2 separate regions of the Homo sapiens genome follow, and region 2 is linked to region 1. The links are chromatin contacts, found by Hi-C in ENCODE. All regions are on one chromosome and are shown on one strand. The core of a region is the stretch at or near the end of the contact, and the rest is flanking DNA. Distances in the headings are between cores, read along the strand shown. Region 1 holds the start of ISCU (iron-sulfur cluster assembly enzyme). Region 2 overlaps HVCN1 (hydrogen voltage gated channel 1).

The links. Hi-C counts contacts between places; a loop is a spot of excess contacts on that map. Pooled maps may share reads with other maps.
Region 2: a pooled map shows a loop between it and region 1 (7-fold over the local background). The contact joins the enhancer-like site here to the promoter of ISCU in region 1. A Hi-C loop is called at or near these places in 2 of 37 single-sample maps with no recorded cell type and 3 of 50 pooled maps.

What each region holds. Positions count from the first base shown.
Region 1 is chr12:108,560,552-108,564,192 of GRCh38, forward strand. It overlaps ISCU (iron-sulfur cluster assembly enzyme), which reads left to right and starts at 2,045. Exons shown (of 5, transcript NM_213595.4): 1 at 2,045-2,185. The coding sequence starts at 2,072. SART3 (spliceosome associated factor 3, U4/U6 recycling protein) reads right to left here and starts at 622. Exons shown (of 19, transcript NM_014706.4): 1 at 292-622. The coding sequence starts at 603. RefSeq lists enhancers at 701-760, 771-870, 1,725-1,784, 1,855-1,934, 2,465-2,534 and silencers at 2,145-2,264, 3,225-3,274.
Region 2 is chr12:110,667,612-110,671,252 of GRCh38, forward strand. All of the region lies in intron 3 of HVCN1 (hydrogen voltage gated channel 1), which reads right to left. It overlaps LOC124903017 (a long non-coding RNA gene), which reads left to right. Exons shown (of 2, transcript XR_007063460.1): 2 at 2,510-3,641. Among named protein-coding and RNA genes, the nearest start is that of HVCN1, 20 kb to the right of the region's middle. RefSeq lists enhancers at 1,411-1,510, 2,561-2,700. Within about 2 kb of position 1,625, at least 5 of the 41 ENCODE cell types and tissues checked have a DNase peak (open chromatin) inside an H3K27ac peak, as active enhancers do.

The DNA of each region.
Region 1 (3,641 bases), core at 795-3,294:
TGTTATCTTGAGCAAGAAACTTTCCTCCACGAGCCTCAGTTTCCTCCAGTAAAATGGGGATAGATAACAGGGCTTCCTTCACAGGGTCGTGGCGAGGATTCAATGAGATAACGTTTGCAAGGCAATGGGCAGGCAGTAAGCACTCAAATCCGACAGGAGCTACTGTCACGAAAAGCGGGTTTGCAGCCTTGGCGGCTTTATCGCCGCCGAGGACTAGGGAGGCGGGCCAGGACATGGGGACCCGAGGACCTGAAAGACTGGAAGATGCCCGCTGCCCACCCCCGGGCCCACCTGCTCCTCCAGTCTCTCAATCTCCAGCTGGTTTTTCTCCTCCTCTTCGTCATATTCCCACTCGTACTCCCCGGGGGAGCTCTCCGCGGAGGAAGCCATGGCGTACTCATCCCCATCGCTCTCGCTCACGCCTTCCTCCTGCTGATCCCACGCTGGCCCCATGGTCTTGTATGTCGCAGCGGCCACAGCCCGCGATAACACCTTCCTCCTTGTCCTAGCCGCCTTAACCTCATCCTCCTCTCCGTCAGCCTTGGGCCCAGCCTTGGACTCAGCCTCGGGTTCTGAAGCCGAGGTTTCGGCCGCAGTCGCCATCTTGCGCTTCTAATGACTCTCGGGTCTTCCCGCGGCCGCCGAAGACCCGCTGAGGCAGAAGCTGCCCGCGGCGCGCGCCTTATCAAAAACCCGTTTTCTTGCCATTGAAAGAGAAACTGGGAACTTAGATAACAGGAAAATCTCCACATACACTAAATTCACATTATTTTATACCCTGTAAAAGCTCCCACCAGATATAAAAACTCATTATAATGGCATGCGTTCCGTCACAACTTCGGACAGAAGTTGGGTCTTTGGGCAGGAAGTGGAAGCCATAGAGGAAGTCATGGAGCGAGAGTGATGTCTGTAGTGAAGAATTTGGCGCCATCTTGAGAAGGTCAAAGTGATTCTTCGATTAAATGCCTTACTTATCGCCTAGTGTGACCTGGCGCTTGGGTTTACTCTCCCCAGCAACTGCGCCTCAAACGCAAAGAAAACTGCAGGTCCTCGGGGAAGGATCGATTTCACCATTCAAGAGAAAAATCCATTTCCCAGATTCCTCCCCTTTATGTAAACGTCTGGTACCTAGTAGACGTTAAATACACGTGAGTTTTCCGGTTTTATAAGATCACATACTGCAAACCAACAGTAAATTACATTAATACGCATTTCTTTAGAAATTCTTAATTGCTAGGCACTGACATATAAATTGAGTTTGCTGTTGTTTTAGAGAGAAAAATAGACATATTCATTTTTTTTCAATCAGGACATGGTATTCGTTTCCTTCTTAAGCTTCCCATTTTTGAGGTAGGAAAGTATTGGTGTGTGTCTCTATCTCTACCTTGCTCCCTCATTAGCAGGCTTAATGGGCAGGAATTATGTCTGTTTTGCTTTCCGTTGGATCCCCGGGTCTAGTAGAGCGCCTTGACACATAGTAGGTACTCGACACAGATGCTGGCTTCATGATGAAGCAATTGTCCTCGAATTAATACAAAAGGGAAGATTCAGACTCAGCGAGCCGGTACCATTCGTCTAGGGACACACAGCCAGGAAGGAACCGAACCAGGATTCTAACCCAGGATTACCCAAGTTCGAATTCTAATTGAACATAAGTCCTTAGCGACCTTGGACGGACTTACTAAACTGCCCTGAATCTCGGCTTCCTTAGCTGCAAAATAGGGTTAGGAAAAGTGGACTCGGTGCTCCTCTGCGCCGCATTCCCGCAGCGGGATTTGTGAAAGCGAACTTGAGCCCCACACTGCAGAAGCCCTGAGGTCCTGTCTCAACCAGAATCCAGCACCCAGGACAAGCCCTCCAGCGACTTCAGACCTTCCCGCTCCCGACCCCGCCCGCCCCCGAGAGGCGTGGTCAAGGCGGGGCCAGAAGGCGGACGCGTGCACGGAGCGGTAAAGCGCAGGCGCAAAGCTTCGGTGACGTCAGAGAGGCGCGCTCCCAGCTCGGAGCCGACTCGCAGACGCGCCCCGCCCCTCGGCGTCGCTCTGGACTGGCGCAGGCGCAAGCCGGCAAGATGGCGGCGGCTGGGGCTTTCCGTCTGAGGCGGGCGGCATCGGCTCTGCTGCTGCGGAGCCCCCGCCTGCCCGCCCGGGAGCTGTCGGCCCCGGCCCGACTCTATCACAAGAAGGTAGGGACAAAAGAGGGACGCGCGGAATGCCGACTCAGCGGAGGCCTGGGCTGGAGGGGCGGCCGCGGGGTTCTGCGCAGCTAGGACTGGGAGCTGTCCCCTCCCACGTCTTTGCCCTGACTCGCTTTCCCTTGCTGCGCAGTGAGGCTCACTGCAACTGATAAACAACAGTTACCGCTCATCGGGCGGCGACTTCCAGGGGGCCCCGCCGCTGGCCGCGACTTCGTGCGTCCCAATTTTAAATTCGCCAACAGCCCAGGAGGCAGGGTCCTGTTGGGACTTGTCTTTCTGAGTCCAGGGACAGACACACCCCCGGAGCGGGCTCCGGCTTCAGCCACTCCGCTGCCCTGGCCAGATGACCTTGGGCTAGTCACTGCGCCTCTCTGAACCTGTTTCCCCAGGTGTAAATGGGGGGCTCTCAGCTGTCCCTTACAAAGGATACTGTGCGTGGAGTCCTGGCATGGTTCCTGGCACATAGGCCCCAGCACGAGGAGACCGTTTCTGTTACTGCTTTAGGAGTGCATAGGGGAGTCAGGCTTGTAACCAACATGCGTAATGTTTTTGTTTTGTTTGGGGGGTTTTTTGGCGGGGAAGGAGGGATAGATTCATAGTCTGCAGCCCCTTGCTGTCTGGTGGCACAAAGTCCCCCAGACGTGAGACTCCCACTCGAGAAACAACTAAAGAATGCCATAAATCAACGTGGCACAAAAGGCCCCTACATTAGATACTATCCTGAGGTCCCTTTTACTTGGAGTCAAAATCCTTAGTCAGATGGGGGGAAAAGGGGACTGGAAGATCGGCGTGCTTACTACTAACCAGTAACCAAACCTCAAGGTTATTAAGGCCTTCTGTGTGCCAGTTCGAATGGATGTTTATTGTGATCTGGCTTCTGCCCTTTCTCCAAGGGCTTCTTCACTCCTCCCCCTCCCGGGGGTGTGTTTTGTTGAGGGTACACCCTGAAGAAACTTGGACTAGCAGCCTTTCAGCAGCCAGGGTGCGCTGCTGCACCAGGGTGATGACAGGCTGTGAAATACGGTAATGGCACTGTTTTTATTTTAAAAGACACATAAACGTACACATTCCATAGCATTGTTCCCTGTGTAACAGTCACCTTAAGGCTTCTAAGAAAGCTTTCCCTCCCTGGGCCATGGTTATTTTTAGAATTTTTAAATAGTAATCATCCTTTGAGGATGGATTTTATTTGAAAATAACAAAACTGCTGTTTGAGCCCAAGTCTGGTGATGTAGGTGGGTGAAAGTCAAGTATTTTTGTAAAAATCCTATGGAACTAAGACATGATTTCACTGATTTTTTTTTCTTCTAGGTATCTCAAATCTGTGAAGTATTGTAGAGGAGACACAAAAGGAATTGGGGGTCACAAATGGTTCTCATTGACATGAGTGTAGACCTTTCTACTCAGGTGAAATTTGGTATTTAGTGATTGCCTGCCAGGTTCA
Region 2 (3,641 bases), core at 375-2,874, 2.1 Mb after region 1:
TGTAGAGGCAGGGTTTTGCTATGTTGCCCAGGCTGGTCTCAAACTCCTGGGCTCAAGTGATCCACCCGCCTCGGCCTCCCAAAGTTCTGGGATTACAGGCATGAGCCCATGCCTGACCCCATACTTTCCTTTGGAAACACCTTACCTGGCAGACAAGAGCAGCCTGTCCTATTTCTCAGTAGTGTGGGAACCTCAAGGTACTTTGCAAAAACCGCATTTATATTTTACAGAAGAGGAAATTTTTCTTTCTGAAACCTTGCAACTGGTGAAGAAGCAACTTTTAGTAATTTGGGATGAAAATATCTAGGGCACTCAGCAGAGCAGAAAACATTTCTGGTTTTCAGTCAAAAGTCTGTCATGCCAGAAGCAGAAAAGCTCCAGAAAAGGGCAAAGATAGGGTTGATCAAGAGAATGTGGTGGGCCTCAGCAGCTTCACCATGCACTCCAGACTCCTAGCATTCATGGACAGACTGATCCTGCCACCACGCCCGGCTAATTTTTGTAATTTTAGTAGTGTGGCGTACAGAGCACCTGCCTCGGTGCCTGGCTCAGAGCAGCCCCCAGCTCTGGAAGTGCCAGCTATGATCATCCCTTAACAACAAAAACTCACCTGGGCATGGTGACTCACATCTGCAATCCCAGCACTTTGGGAGGCCAAGATGGGCAGATCACTTCAGGTCAAGAGTTTGAGACCAGCCTGACCAACATGGCGAAACCCCATCTCTATTAAAAACAAACAAAAAAATAGCCAGGCGTGGTGGTGGGCACTTGTAATCCCAGCTACTTGGGAGGCTGAGGCATGAAAATTGCTTGAACCTAGGAGGCAGAGGTTGCAGTGAGCCAAGATCATGCCACTGCACTCCAGCCTGGGTGACAGAGTGAGACTGTCTCAAGAAAACAAAACAAAAAACCCCAAAACTCTTCTCCTCCAGCTTCATCACCATCCTTGGATATTTCATTTCTCTGCCCACTGCCTGCCTCTGCATCCCTCAGGCTGTTAAGTTACATGAGCTGATACAGCCGCTTTGTGGCTTAAGTGACACTGAGCTGTGTTTCTGTCACTTATAACCCCAAAAGTCTACAGGTGGAGTTGCTGATGCGGGACACCCCCACAGCTCCATCTCCCATGCAAGAATCCTTGCTGTCCCCACTGTACCCTGATGCTCCTCTGCGGTCACCTTTCCATATCAAAACCTGTGACCGTGGCTCCAACCTGCCTGACGGTCCCACACTCTTTGACGCTGTTGAATCTGCTGTGCTTGGCAATCTCGCCCCCTGCTTCTCCTGCTATCTCTGGCCACCCTCCTCAGCTTCCTGTACCATGTCCCTGCCCCATACCAGGAGTCCTGGAGACCTCAGCCTTGACCCTGTCCTTGGGCCGGTGACTCTCTCTTTGGGGGCCTTAGCACAGCTGTGTTCTCGGTGCCGTTCACGTTCAAATCAAAGACTCCAGTCTGATGTTCAAGATCCTGCTGGGTCATTGGTTTGCTGTGACCCAACTGACCTGATTTCTTACCTTTCTCTCCCAGTCCACTCCTCCTTCCACATCCCCTAGGGCACGCTGTCACTTACCTGGCTGCCCAGGCCAAGAACAGAAAATCGTCCTTGGCTCCTCCTTCTCCCTCACACCCCATCGGTTTCACTTCCTGAACCTGGCTGGCACTCCATCGTCCCCTCTCCCTCACCAGAACCTGCCCTGACCCTCCCTCCACCTGCCTGCAGCCAGGGTCCTCCTTCTCCAATGCCAACCTGACTGTGTCCCTGCTGTGCAGCGACCTCCATGCCCACAACTGCCTTCAGGATCGAGTCCCAGCTCTCTTGGCTTCCCCAGGCCCTGGTCTCCCTGCCAGCCTTATTCCTTCCTAGCACCCTGCCTCTGCCAGCCTCCAGCCACATGGAACTTGCAGTTCTAGAGCGGACCACGCTCTCTTGCTTCCAGGACTCCGCATGGCCTGTCCCCATCCCATCTATCTTCCAGGTCTTACACCTAGATTTTACCTTCCCTGGGAGGCCTTCTTTAATTCTCCCTCACCCCAGTTGGGGTGTACGTCACACTGTCTTAACAACCACTGAGACACTGTCCCCACCACATTGGGCTGTGAACGCTGGGAGGGCAGAGACTCTTCCTCAGTCACAGGGAGAGGCTCAAGAAGTGGTTAAGAGGCCGGGCGCGGTGGCTCAAGCCTGTAATCCTAGCACTTTGGGAGGCCGAGACGGGCAGATCACCTGATGTCAGGAGCTCGAGACCAGCCTGACCAACAGGGTGAAACCCCATCTCTACTAAAAATACAAAAATTAGCCAGGCATGGTGGCACATGCCTGTAATCCCAGCTACCTGGGAGGCTGAGGCTGCAGTGAGCCAAGATTGCGCCCCTGCACTCCAGCCTGGGTGACAGAGCGAGACTCCATCTCAAAAAAAAGAAAAAAGAAATGGTTAATAAATGAATGGATTAACAAAATCTTAGGCACTACTCCTTCAAGGTAAACATATTGCTGACCTCTTTTACAGGTATTAGACCAGAAAAACTACCATCTGGGAGAGAAGGGGAAAGTGAAAAAGACAGACCTAGAAGCGAAGGAGAGAAAAGCATTTTGTGGATGCCTATTTTTACAGGCTCAGAAGCCGCCATCTGTGGGAGGGGGAAAGTCCCTAGTTCATTGTTATCTGACAATCGGAGAAAAAGGTACTTTTTAAGAAAGTCAGCCAACTCCCAACTCCCATGGCCTGATGTCCCTTCAGTTTGCATTTCCCTGTTCCCTCCCAGAGCTATTTTGGGGGACTTGATTTGCATATTAACCACCCTCACCCCAAAACTCTAAGACACAATGGCAGCAACGTGTATTACTATGGTTGCTTATTTTATCACACCTCATATCATCTCAGCATGCTGCTAACTTCCTTCCATGCACTATTTCATTTCAATTCCTAACAACCCTGAGGTTGAGGCCATCCTTTAGGGTCCTGGTGAGGGGGGGCCTTGTCCAAGGTCACACACTGTGGGGAACTGGAAAAGCAGGATCTGCCCCTGGGCTCCATGACTTGGAGACTATGTTCTAGAAAACACAGCTGACAGAAAGCCAGGCAGCCAGTGACCGGAGAGCCACCTGCTCAGAGGGTGGAGTAGGTGGAATTGTGCACACCCCCCTAACAATTCCTGTCCCCCTGGACCCTTAGAATGTGACCTTATTTGGAATGTAGGTCTTTGCAGATGTAACTAAAGATGATAAGATGAAATCATACTGGATTTAGGGTGGGCCCTAAATCTGGTGATTGGTGTCCTTACAAAAAGAGAAAAGGGGCCAGGCGCGGTAGCTCACGCCTGTAATCCCAGCACTTTGGGAGGCTGAGGTGGGTGGATCACTTGAGGTCAAGAGTTCAAGACTAGCATGGCCAACATGGCAAAACCCCGTCTCTACTAAAAATATAAAAATTGACCAGGTGCAGTGGCTCATGCCTGTAATCCCAGCACTTTGAGAGGCCAGGGTGGACAGATCGCCTGAGGTCAGGAGTTCAAGACCAGCCTGCCCAACACATTGAAAACCTGTCTCTACTAAAAATACAAAAATTAGCCGGGCGTGGTGGTGGGTGCCTGTAATCCTAGCTACTCCGGAGGCTGAAGCAGGAGAATCGCTTGAACTCG